Regions from separate parts of the Homo sapiens genome. Here regions 1 and 2 are each linked to region 3. A link is a contact called in ENCODE Hi-C or POLR2A ChIA-PET data. All regions are on one chromosome and are shown on one strand. Each heading gives the region's core, a stretch centred on a gene start or an enhancer-like site at or near the end of the contact. The rest is flanking DNA. Distances are from core to core; before and after follow the strand shown.

Region 1 (4,465 bases), core at 1,361-3,860, 700 kb before region 3:
TTTTGCACCTTGCTATTTTCACTAAATGCCATTAAAAGTTCTTTTTTTGTCCACTTAGTATTATCAAAAATGCTTTAAAACATCATTTTTAATGGCTACGTAATGTTCCATTTTATGGCTACATCATAAACCCTGTTGCACAGTTTGTTTTCAGGTTTTCTTTTTTTATATAATTATAGGTGAGTTAGTGACAAACATCTTTGTGAATGAATTACTGCCCTCGCTGTTTGATTATTTCATTCAGGTGAGTTGGAGAAGTGAAATTACAGGGCCCGAGCATAGGAATTTTTTTACAGACCTTGAAGGATGGTGCTGGATTGCTTTTCAGAGTCTTTGTACCAATTTACATGGAGTATTTCTATTTTGGGGACCTCCTCCTGGAACAGGGAAAGATTTTCTAGCTCTAGAGAGAGAATGACCTGTAGTAAGATTTGGATCAGAATTTCACGCTTTGTAAATCATTGATTTTAGATTTCTCCCACTTTCTGTATTTATTTACCTTCTATTCTCTTGCAGTAATTTTAGAAATGGCATTGGGAAAATTCCAGACTGTTTCCATGGTACTCAGAGCAGACAGCAAAGGGAGGTTTGGTCCATGCTTTGGATAGAGCTGCCAAGAATGGGGGACCGTGTCCTGTAGTGGGGTGGGGCGGGGAAGGGGTCCAACCTATGATGGCAAAAGGAGACCAAATGAGATGCTTCGTGGGAAAGGTGACACATGGGGTTGTAGTGATGGTGATGAGGAGTGGAGATTTGAGCTGATCCTAAATTTTGGAGGTTCTCATTTTGGTTTTAACAAAAGTAGGGTTTCTTGATAGCAGGCTGGACTGGATCAGTGATTTTCAAATTTTCCTTCCTCCTCCTGGAACTTTTGGATTCTATGGTGGTGCTTGAGTTAAGTAAATGATTTTAAGGTCATCTGCACCTAATTTAAAACTGTGTTAGTAGTGGTAATAAATATCAACACATACACATATAAATGTATATAGAATGTCATATTTTAACACCACGTGGACCTGAAGGTAGACACGTACTAACTGGTTTTAGAGCAGACTTTGAATGAAGCATCTCTCTCTTGAATTGAGGAGGGCTCTGAGGCTGGAAGGGCAGTGTGATTTGAACAGCTGCAGCAGCAGCAACATTGTCCATCAAACCAAGATAGACTTCTATCTTGGGGAAAGTGAATCAGAAACTCTATGTTACAGAGTAAACAAAACAGAATATACAGCCCGGATGCTCAAGCAGATCGAAAACTGCAAATGCCCTGTTTAACTCTCAGCTTTAATCTGGTCACAACAGCACCCATGTTCTCTTTGCTAGACTTTATTATATATATGCAGATAGATACCAATCATTTTTGACTGTTATATGTACAGCGGGTCCATTTTCATTTGAAAGAGAGTTCCTCTGAGGACCCTTTCTAACACTAACATTTTCTGATCAACAGGCCGACTTTATCATCCCATTTGATGGATGGATAAGTTGAGGCATTAAGTAAAGTCCTGCAGAGAGCTAGCTTTGCAGTTTAGTCTCTGTCAGATTTTGAGCAAGTTAGTTTAGTTCCCTGAGCCTCAGTGTTCTCATTTCTAAAATGGGAATAATAGTGTCCACTCTGCAGTGCCATTATGAGGGTGGAAATGAAACCCAATCTTTTCCTTTGCTCAGTGGCTAGGCTTTGGGAATGAGCATCTAATTCACATTTGCCAAATGCCGACTCCTCCCTCTTGTCCATGCTGGCCTCATTCTTGCCGTGACTCTATTTAATGTACTCTGGTAAGTTTTAGGCGTAGAAGAGGAAAGAAATATATGTATTGCCTACATACCTATTGGAACTTGGGATCCTTTAAAACATGCAGTCTTATTACAGTGATTCTTCTGTAATAGCAGTATTTATTTTCTGGTCTGGGGAACAAAAGCCTTCTTTTCCTTTCTTCGATTAAGAAATTAAAATCCAGTAGCATAGAATCTCTTAGAATCATTTCTTGTATTGCTTCCTAACTTGACCTTAACATTCTGTGTGACCTTTCGAGGCCCTTTTTACCTCTCTCAACCTCTGCTTCCTGTAAAATGAGGTGGTTGGGTCAGGTGACATTAACGGTCCTTACAGCTTTTCAGTTTTTAAATTCTACGAAGACTTAGGAGTAAAACCTTGAAGCGTTAAGTTTCTTTTCTGCGGGGGGGGAGAAAAATTACTGTTCTTTTAAATTGGCCACGTGGGGTCGCTAGTGATCTAAGAGACTGGTTCGCGAAGGTGGTACTGTAAATGTGTGGTGCTTCAGCGAACAGATTCTGGGGGTGGTTTATGAAATTTTCTTTTTGTCTCTCCCTTCAGCTCCAAAATTCACTCGAAGACTTGATCACATCATTAGTGTTGAGAGAATCATAAGCAGCTGCCAGAGATTGTGTTCAGAGCCAGACCGTGGTATCTCATGCCCACCTCAAAAGAAAAGAAAAAGGAAAAAATCATGGTAATCCTGGGGTGCAACTGGCTCTCCTTTTAGACTCTAACTCAAGCTGCTACATAATGTGGTCTTGCAATTCCTTGGCTTGAGAAGTAGGTCCTGCAAAGTTAAACTGGATGGCATAAAACATGCCTTAGTGATGGAGTCAACCTTTGTCTGGAAGAATCTGGAGTTACCAAAGGCAGAAGCATGGCAAAATTCTCACTGAAGAGCTGATGAGTGTCTCTCTTGGCAATTTTCCTGGTGGGCTTTGCTGATGGTTGAGGTGGGGTGGGGTGGGTGGCAGCAAGCTTGAATGACTGTAGAAATCAGGGAGGGTTCATTAAACAAAAAGTAAATAAAATAAAACAAAAATCTGGAAAGCTCATGTATCTTCCCACACCAGGGACAGGGTACCCACAGCATGCTCGGCACAGACCAGACCCTTTATGGAAAGTCAGCTGAACCTTGCCCTCGGCGTGCAAGGAAAAAAAATGTCTTTTCTGCCAGAAGTGTTGTATAAACATCCTTTTCCTACGATCCTGGATCCTGATCCTCTAGCTCCAGGACCCAGAGGAGCGTGGGGAAAGTATCTTAATGTAGACAGATTTCGAACTCCTGCTGTCCCTTTTCAGATCGTAAATTACCGTTAATGCTGTTTATACTCTTCCCCCTTCCTCTCTTAATAGTTTTAGAAACAGTAATTGACAACAAAATAGAGCCGCAAAGGGTGTAAGGGAGCCCTGCTTGGCTGGCTGAGAAGCAGCCAACTAAGTATCTGTTCATCATGTACGTCTCTGCAACAGAAGTAAAAGATTTACCCACACAGGTGCCCTTCCTTGCTTTCCTTTCGTCATTTTGCTGTGATGGAGCAGGGTACATCTCAATTTCAATTAACTGGAAAGAGAAAAGTTGCGTGTGTTTGCGTGCTTTTTGTCCACCCTGCTCCCTGTACGGGAGGCTGTACAAAGCTGGTGTGGGCTATGGAGCCTGGGGAGGAAGCTGCTCAGAAGTGGATCCCAGGATCTCTGTGGTTCTCTCTGCCCGGGTGTTGTCTTGTTTTGGGGTGCACGGTCCTCGGAAGCAGTTTCCTAAGACAATTCCAGCATGAGGAATATGCCCAGGCTTGAAGTTGGTGAGAGCTGGATTTAAATCCTAGATCAACCCACTTATTTAGCTGTCAACTTAACCTCTTAGAGTCTCAGTGTTCTCCTCTGTAAAATGGGGATAATACAGGTTGAATACCCCTCATCCAAAAATCCAAAACCCGAAATGCTTCAAAATGCAAAACTTTTGGATTTCACATCCAAACTTTTGCCATTGAATGCTGACACAATGTTCAAAGGAAATACCCATTGGAACATTTCAGATTTTGGATTCTCGGAGTAAAGATGCTGAACGCATAAGTATAATGCAAGTATTCCAAAATTAGAAAAAATATCTGAATTCCAAAATACTTCTGGTCCCAAGCATTTTGGATAAGGGATACTCAACCTGTAACAATATTCCCCTAAGGGAGTGGTTTGGAAGATTAAATAAAGCTGTGTTTGTAGAAAAAGTGACTGAGGCCTAGCAAGACATCCATGAATGCCTTTTCTTTTTTCAAAACCTCTTGACTTGTGCTGTCCAAGGTGGTAGTCACATGGGGCTATTGAGCACTTGAAGTCTGGCTACTTGAAACTGACAAGTTCTGTAAGTAGAGAATACACACCAGATATCAAAGACTTAGTAGAGAAAGAAAATAATGCAAAACATCTCATTAATAATGTTTTATACTGATTACATACTGAAATTTTAATACATTGCAAATATTGGATAAAATATATTCTAAAAGTTAATTTTACCTTTTTTAACTTTAAAAAATGTGGCCACTAGAAAATTCAGAATTGGATATGTAGCTTGTATTTGTGGCTCACATTATGTTTCTCTTGGGCTGTGCTTCTGTAGTTTCTCTTTTACTCACCTTCTATTCAAATTCTTTCCTTCTCTTAAGGCCTAGCTCAAGCTTTGCTGTCTTTTTGGGT
Region 2 (3,996 bases), core at 816-3,315, 820 kb before region 3:
AAATGTTTGCCATGATGGTTATATTAATTGCCCTGATCTGATCACTATGCCTTACATATGTATTGCAATATCACTAAGTATGCCATACATATGTACAATTATGTGTCAATTAAAAAAATTAAAAATAAATAACTAAAAAGAAAAAGAGCTGATGTTTCAGTATGAGTCTTAAGGCCTGAAAAGACCAATGTCCTGGCTCAAGGCAGTTAAGCAGGAGAAGTTTCCCTTTATTCAGACTTTTTGTCCTGTTAAGGTCTTCATTTGATTGGATGGGGTCCTCCCACATTAGGGAAGGCAATCTTCTTTTCTTAGTGTACTGATTCAAATGTTAATCTCATCCAGAAACACCCTCACAGACACACCCAGTATAACGTTTGACCAGATATCTGGGCATCTAATGGCCCAGGCAAACTGACACATAAAATTAACCATCACAATGGATTATCCACAAAAGGGCAGCTATCTCCCTAAGGGGAATTCAGCTCTAGCTTTTGAAGTTTTTTTTCCTCTTTGTCACATGCATTATCCTATGTAGATCTGGTCATTCATTTATTCATCAAGGACCTCCTGAGAGCCTGCTGTGTGCCAGACACTACTTTGGATACTGGGGAGACAGTGAACAAAGTAGACTTATTGTGTAAAAAAAGTACACACTGGCAGTATCCTAATTTTGTGTAAATGGCTTCTGAAAATGTGCATAAAATAAAATGTAAGAAAATCTAAACAATAGGCTTATCTAGTATTAAGGGAGGGTTCATTCAGAAAAAAGCTAAGAAATATTATAAAACTTCTATTTATATCTTGCCTTTTAGTCATAATTTTGACAACAGATTCCCAACTTTTCAGAATATTTCTAAATTTGTTTTGATTGTTGTCTTTCTATGAGTGAACACACAATTGCTCTTGTTAAGCCCCATGAGTGTGTGTTTGAAGCTAAAGATGCGTCATTTTAGACACATATAATGGTCTCCATCTCTATCTCACTTCTAATAGGTTTGTGATATTTACAGTTCTTATCAGGTATTAGGGTTTTTATTTTTTAGGTTTTCACTTACTATACGACATAAGGACCAACGCTCTGCAACTTTACTAAAGAAAATAAATAATCTTTATACACTGATTACTTAGTTATGGGCATTTTGTTAAGTGCCTTATGAATATTATCTTTTTAAATCCTGGGATAGGAGTACATCCCTGGACCATTTATAGAACTGCATTCTGTTCAATGAGTTATTACAGAGAAAGGGAAGTGGATGAAGTTGAAAAGATCATCATGCCATAATGGATAGTACACAAAAGACATAATTAGCATGAAAAAAATTCAGCTTATTCAAATAGAACTGTAGTTACTCTAATGAATAAATGATCCCTTGATTATACTTTCAAGTAATACCAAGTCTAAAAATGGTTGTTAAACCAACAACTTCTAAGTTTTAATTGATTTGGAATGAATATGTGGGCCTCCATTATCATAAGCCAGACCAATGTAGTTGAGATGCCCATTTTCCCACTATTCCTAGCCCTGAACTTGGCTAAACTGCTCAACTCTTTGAGCCTCAGTTTATTTTTCTGCAAAATGGGAGCAATCGTAAGAACGTCAAAGGATGCGAAAAGGATAAAGTAATTTATCCTTTAATAAAGGATAAAATAAAGTTTAATAAATAAAATAAAAGAACATACAGTTTGGAACTTGGAACATCATAGTTGTTTGAAAAATATTTGGGCTTCTATTTCCTGCAGTCAGGTATATTCTAAGTATTCAATGAATATTTGTTGGAGGTGTTGAATTCCAATATCTATAAGCAAAGAGAAGTATTATATTAAAATAAAATTAGTTATTGAATTTGGTGTTAAATAGTTTAGTCTAGAGCTGCCTCTTTACATATTTTAAGTTCAGCCTAAAGATTTCTCTGTACATCATGAACTATAACCTAAACGGAGATATAAACAGACTGTAACCTACTCTTGTGCCAATCACCGAGTTTTGGCCAGTCAAAGGGTGCCAACTGTTCAAACCGTGTTCAAATAAGGTAAATGCCTGAGCTGTCACCAGTCCAGCTGTTTGTATACCTCACTTCTGTTTCCTGTGTGTCACTTTCCTTTTTCTGTTCATAAATCTTCTTCCACCCTATGGCTGCTCTGGACTCTCTGAGCCTACTCTGGCTCTGGAGGCTGGCTGATTCATGAATCATTCTTGCTCAATTCAACTGTTACATTTACTTTGGCTAAGGTTTTTCTTCTAACATTGGAAAGAAAGCTGAAACCTTTCAAACTTTACTCTTGAATCTTCTTTTCCTTGTCAGGGAACTCTTCAAGGGTGGATGTCCTGGAATGGCCAATTATTTGTCTAAATGCTTTGTTTCTTTCCTAACCAATTAGGCTAAAACACCTCTGGTAAACAAATAGGCATACAGGCCCCCCGCCCTCACCACCCCATAAATAAGACTGTAGGTGAGAAAGGCAGGGAGGCTGCACTTTCCCCTTCTGATCTGTGCAGGGGAGGTTTCTGCTTCAGGGGATGTGGAGGAGACTGGTCCTGGCTTAGTCTTCTTAGGTAAATCTTTGGCGGGAGCAGCAAGCTGCCCCTTCTAATCTGCCTTCCAAGTGCATGTAGTGGTTCATGGCACTGCTTTACAAGAGGGATGGGTTTGATGGGTGGAGCACTTGCACATTTTTAACTTATAAAAGTCCTTGTGAGCCAGGCACAGTGCCTCATGCCTGTAATCCCAGAACACTGGGAGGCTGAAGTGGGAGGATCACTTGAGGCCAGGAGTTGGAGACCAGCCTGGGCAATATAGTGAGACTCTGTTTCCACCAAAAAAAAAAAAAAAAAAAAAGAAAAAAAAGAAAAAAAAATTAGCTGGGTGGTGGCACACACCTGGAGTGTTAGCTACTCAACAGGCTGAGGTTGGTGAATTGCTCAAACCTAAGAGGTTGAGGCTTCAGTGAAGTTGGTTATGATTGTACCACTGGGCATCCAAGTCTGGGCAACAGAGAGAGACCCTGTGTCCAAAAAACAACAACAAAAAAGTTATTGTGAAACCCTTAGAAGAGACAGTACCAGAGCTTATCAGTATCTGGTTTTTCTTTCCTTTCTGGGTCCACAGAGGATTACATTTCCTAGGTCCTTTGCCAGTAGGTGGAGCTATGTGTCCAGTTTCACTTCAGAGCCCAAGCATAGAACATACAGATGTTGGTACTGCCACACACTCTCTTCAATCTTGTCTTGAGATGTTAGAGCCACAAGGCAAGGGACATGTAGTTTGCTGAGTTACTGCATTGACCTTAGTTGTCCTGGAGAGCTGCCCAGACATACAGTAGATGTAGCAAACATGAAGAGTAAACTATTATGGTATGAAGGCACTTAAATTTGAGGGCTATCTGTTACTGCCTCATAATCTGGTTTATTCTGACTAATTGAGCCTCGCGGGGAAGGTTTGAAATGGGGTAGAAAGTATTCTGTGCTACCAACAAAATATCCTAAAACTATGCCAAATAGTCTACTGGTAAATGATGGGGAATCAAGACTGGAGGTGGGAAATGAGGGGAAGGAAAGCAATGAATCTGGAGAAGCTGCAACAGAATTACTGTCTAAAATCATGATCAATTGCTTTTTCTGGGTTTTGAGTTAGCCTGTAACCTTCCTGCATTCCAGGATTCTCAAATAAATTCTATGCCTTTGCCTATCTCAAAGGAATCTCCTCGAAGACCATCGTTTTTGAAATGCCTTGAAGATTGCTTACAGCAGAAACCAGCTCAGCACCTGTCTGTTGCCAAGTTTCTTTGCAAGTAAGGAATGATAGTCGTATGACTTTAAACTATCATTCTTCCTTCACTTGAAGTGAGCAAATTTGAGTCAACAAATAACGATGGGAGCTTACATCAAGTGACTGTGCTTGGCTGTGGGGCTACCAAGATGAAGAAGGAATGCTCCTGCCCTCGAGGAGCTCACAGTCTAGTGGGAGGGAACAATGCGGACATAACTGGCTACGGAAC
Region 3 (4,049 bases), core at 106-2,605:
TCATCCCCAAATCATAGGAAGATGGATCTGATGCAAATACACTATCAATTTGGAAAATCAGTACCTTCAGTCCAGGGCCCTCTGTAGGAGCTGAATAGATGGTGAGCTTCTCCTGGAGAAGTTCTAAGTCAAATGGCAACATCTTGGGTTTTGGGAATCCATCCTGTTGGGAGCTTTTGGGGCATGAGATGAAAGAATGCTATTTTTCAAGGCCTTCCTGGAATTCACGTAATCCTTGCAAAACAACATTCTGATGAATTGAGTCAGAGTAATGCAACCCGTATATTTCTGATTCACACAGAGTTTACAAGCGTTTAGAAGTTAAAAGAAGAGGTACTAGGCATGATGTGCCATCCAGTTTCACTGCACCCAAACCGTTTGAAATGCAGCCTCGTTTCTCTTTCCTTATGTTGAACTTGGGGACATCCTGGCTCACTGATGAGTGGTTGGAATTGGCCACATGGAATCAGAGTGGATTTCTTTAACCGTGCAGGCATGGTGAAAAGGGGCAGAATTTGACTCATAAACCCCATGTGCACGTTGATTTGACTCCAGCAGCTTGGCCCTCTGTGTTAGCAGTGGCCAGGTGTTCAGGCCAGTCCTCACAAGTCAGTTTATCCCACCCCTCAGTGGAATATGTGCTAAGTCACCCATGATGGAAGCCACAGTCTTTCTGTAACCTAATTTTGGAAATGATATCCCATCGCTTCTCTCATGTTCTATTTTATTGCTAGAAGCAGGTCACTAAATTCAGCCAACACACAAAGAGAAGCGATTTCACAAGGGTGGTGAATACCAGGAGGCAGGGGTCTCTGGGGCCATCTTGGAGGCTGCCTACCACACCAGGAATCCTGACTCTTTGTCACTTAGTGTCTGTGTACGCTTAGGAAAGTAATCTAATCTTTCTGAGGCTTGGGTTTTCTACCCATAAAATGGAGATAGTTGATGTAAAAGACCTGACACATAAGAGATAGCAGCCAAAAAATAATGATGACGATGATGATGATAATGATAAATGTTAGTTTTCCCTTCCTTCTTTCCAGAAGGTAGAGTGAGCTCCCCACAAGCACCTGGGAGAATAGTCACTTGTATAGAAGAGTGGACTGGGGGAGTCTAATGTTTTTAACATTTATAACCCCTTTTTCACTGAACTGGAAAAGAACAGAAGCACACTGCTCCCAGTAGTATGGGCCACATCAATAATTACCACACACATTTATAGTATCTTCGATGATGATTTACTTCCAGATGTTTTAAGCATATAACGTGTCAAATCAAAAGTGGAATTGTGGTGGGGTGGGGATGACACTGAAGGGAATAATGGTTTCGTCACTGACCTCCCAGTGTGACTCATGGTGTGTGTCTCACTGCCAAGAAGCCCTGACTATGAATATGCAGCCGTTGGGGAAGGAGGCGTTGAGAGTGGGTACTTCATATGGCCCCACCAGAAGGATTTTTTTTTAACACAGCAGCAGTAACCTTTAAGATAGCTAAGGTACAGTTCTCTGTGTTCTGTCTCCTTGCAGTTTCTGGAGAATCCTTTGTCTATAGTCCAGATCTCCTTTCATGGCTATCTAATGGATCTGTCTTCTGCAGCGTTTCCATCCAGGTGTTGGCATCCTTTCACAGTAAGCAGTAGGAGAGGCTTGCTGCCGAGGCTCATATATGTCACAAACAAGACTACCTGATCTTCATTGAGAGTCACTCTGATGAGGACATTACATGTTACCATATCTAATCAGTAGCCACTTGAGGTAGGGACTATTATTCCTACTTATTGATGAGAAAACCAGGACACAGCAAGGTAAAGCAACTTGTCCAAGGTCACAGAGCTAGTAAATGAAAAAAAAAAATCTGTGATGATTTACAATAAAATGAAGCTTAGCCAGAGCTGGGAACTGGAAATAAGTGCAAGTTGTATTTGCCTGATTTCTCTGTGAGAACCTGGCTAGATTTCAAGCACTGAAGTGAAGTGTCTAGCTAGTGTGATTTGGGAATAGGTATTTTCAAAGTTGTTGACATATGCTGGTCATTCGTGACCAATTTCAAACTTTAGGCTTTATGATGATGTGTCTCCCATGGCAGTACTTTTTTGACATGTGACATTCTGCCACTGCAAAACAGCGAGAGAAAGAATAAGATAAGTGCAAACAAGAACCAGGGACTTCAATTGGTGATAAAGGTAAAAATCTCATGTTCTCCAAGTAGTCTAGTAACTAACGTGTATTCTGATTAAAATGAGGTGGTTTGGATGTCTAATTAAAATGAGGCAGATGGAAAGAGAACATTAGATGTACTAGCCAGTGTGTGACACTGCACAACTTATCATCTTTAATTCTCATTTCCCTCATTTATACAAAGGGGTTAATGACTGCCAACCTCATAGGGTTGTGCTATCAATAGAATAAGATAATGCACAAAGCCATGGTTCAATCAAATATGCAGTGTGCTGCCCTCTACCTAGTGGCCTTTAAGGATTTTGGTTCCCTGTCCTGTATCAACCTATATCACAAATCAGTGATATAGGTTGTGTCCAACACAAACCAGTGTTGGACAGGATGGTCCAGTAAGAAGACCATTCTTACTGGAGCATTCTGCAATTCTGGAACAGAACAGCGGGGACCAGTGGTTTTATGCAGAGGCTGTGAGGAGTAGGAGACATTGGAGACACTCTTTACAATGATGATGAAACAGCATGCTGGAATCAAGAAGTGCTTTTCCATCACTAAGAGAAGCCATGGAAATTAGCAGGCTTTGGGAGTGTGCTTAAACTTCCGTAAGTTTTCAGGGTGTCTTAAACTGCTTTCTGTGCAAGAACCCTTCCCAGTATTCAGAAAACTGTACTGCCCAAAGACTTTATTGCATTTGTGTTTTTCGCAGTTGAGAAGCTGATATATTCAAGGAAGAGTACTGACTGGCCATCCGGGCTTTTAGGTGTAACTCATTTATTCACCAAATATGTATCAAGGCTACTCCATCCCTGGTATTGTGGAGATACAGCAATGAGTCAGACAGTTTGAAGTCCTTGTCTTCAAAGAGCTTACAGTCTCATGAAGAACAATCATGTCAATAGTTCAATCCAGTGGGAGAAGTGCTCTGTCACTACTGAGGAGAAGGAATAGCAGAAGCTCTGCTGAGTGATCCTTTCTCCAAATTTCCTGGAAGAGGTTATTAAAGTATAAATTAATCAGAGAAAACACTTCAAGCAGATGGAACTTTATGAACTAAAACTCAAAAGCAAGGGAGAGATATCTGATTCAAAGGGGCTATAAGAAGTTCTGTGCTGCTGGAGCAAGACTGATTGTGATGTGGGGTGGGCTGCAGGGACTTAGAGAGAGGTATGAGATGATGCAGAGAAAATAGCATGAGGATGCAGGGGACTAGCAGGTGATGGGGCAAAAGAGGTAAGCGGGGATCAGGTCATGAAAGATCCTTGCAAGTCACATTAAGGAGTCCCGACCTCATCTTGAGCACAATGGGGAGCCATTGAAAGGTTTCAAAGATGAGAGAACTTGGCCAGATACCTTTAGTAGATGGTTAGACTAGGTGATTGATCTTTAAGCTCTGAGTATTTTAACCATCCTAAACAGATACTATTGTATTTTCTTTGAAATTCTACCCAGAGAAACAAATTCTTTTACTACTTTAAATACAGTAAATTGTACTTTTTTAGCCTTTATTCATAAAATGGTGTCAATCTAGCAAAACTTTCATTGCTCATTTATAATGTGGAAGAGACCATGCTGGATAGGTGTGGTGGTGGTTCAATTGTGAATAAAGTTAAATCAGATTTCAAGAGACACATAATGGTCCTACACAGTAAGAGACATGGCATTAGATATATTATTGAGCAATGATTGATTTTGGAGTCAGATATTCTACATGTGCGATCTTTAGCTGTCTAAGCCTCAGTCTTTTTTATATAAAATTGGGATAGTAATACTATCTTCTGTGTAAAGTCATTGAGATTATTGAAGATAGTGTAGGCAAAACACTTAATCCAATGACGAGCACATAATAAAAAATGTAGTTACCAACATTTTATATAT

What was found. Hi-C counts contacts between places; a loop is a spot of excess contacts on that map. ChIA-PET counts read pairs that join two places held with the same protein, here RNA polymerase II (POLR2A).
Region 1: a map of posterior cingulate gyrus shows a loop between it and region 3 (3-fold over the local background). The contact joins two enhancer-like sites. A Hi-C loop is called at or near these places in 1 of 168 maps with a recorded cell type or tissue (posterior cingulate gyrus). POLR2A ChIA-PET finds 5 or more read pairs at or near these places in 1 of 52 experiments (A549).
Region 2: a loop to region 3 is called in a map of IMR-90, with 3 times the contacts of the local background. The contact joins two enhancer-like sites. A Hi-C loop is called at or near these places in 1 of 168 maps with a recorded cell type or tissue (IMR-90). POLR2A ChIA-PET finds 5 or more read pairs at or near these places in 2 of 52 experiments (H1 and MCF 10A).

Annotation. Positions count from the first base shown.
Region 1 is chr4:17,322,321-17,326,785 of GRCh38, reverse strand. No RefSeq gene overlaps it. Among named protein-coding and RNA genes, the nearest start is that of SNORA75B, 3.7 kb to the right of the region's middle. Within about 2 kb of position 2,610, at least 2 of the 41 ENCODE cell types and tissues checked have a DNase peak (open chromatin) inside an H3K27ac peak, as active enhancers do.
Region 2 is chr4:17,447,025-17,451,020 of GRCh38, reverse strand. No RefSeq gene overlaps it. Among named protein-coding and RNA genes, the nearest start is that of QDPR, 63 kb to the left of the region's middle. Within about 2 kb of position 2,065, at least 3 of the 41 ENCODE cell types and tissues checked have a DNase peak (open chromatin) inside an H3K27ac peak, as active enhancers do.
Region 3 is chr4:16,624,442-16,628,490 of GRCh38, reverse strand. The region is part of intron 2 of LDB2 (LIM domain binding 2); the gene reads left to right. Among named protein-coding and RNA genes, the nearest start is that of LDB2, 270 kb to the left of the region's middle. Within about 2 kb of position 1,355, at least 4 of the 41 ENCODE cell types and tissues checked have a DNase peak (open chromatin) inside an H3K27ac peak, as active enhancers do.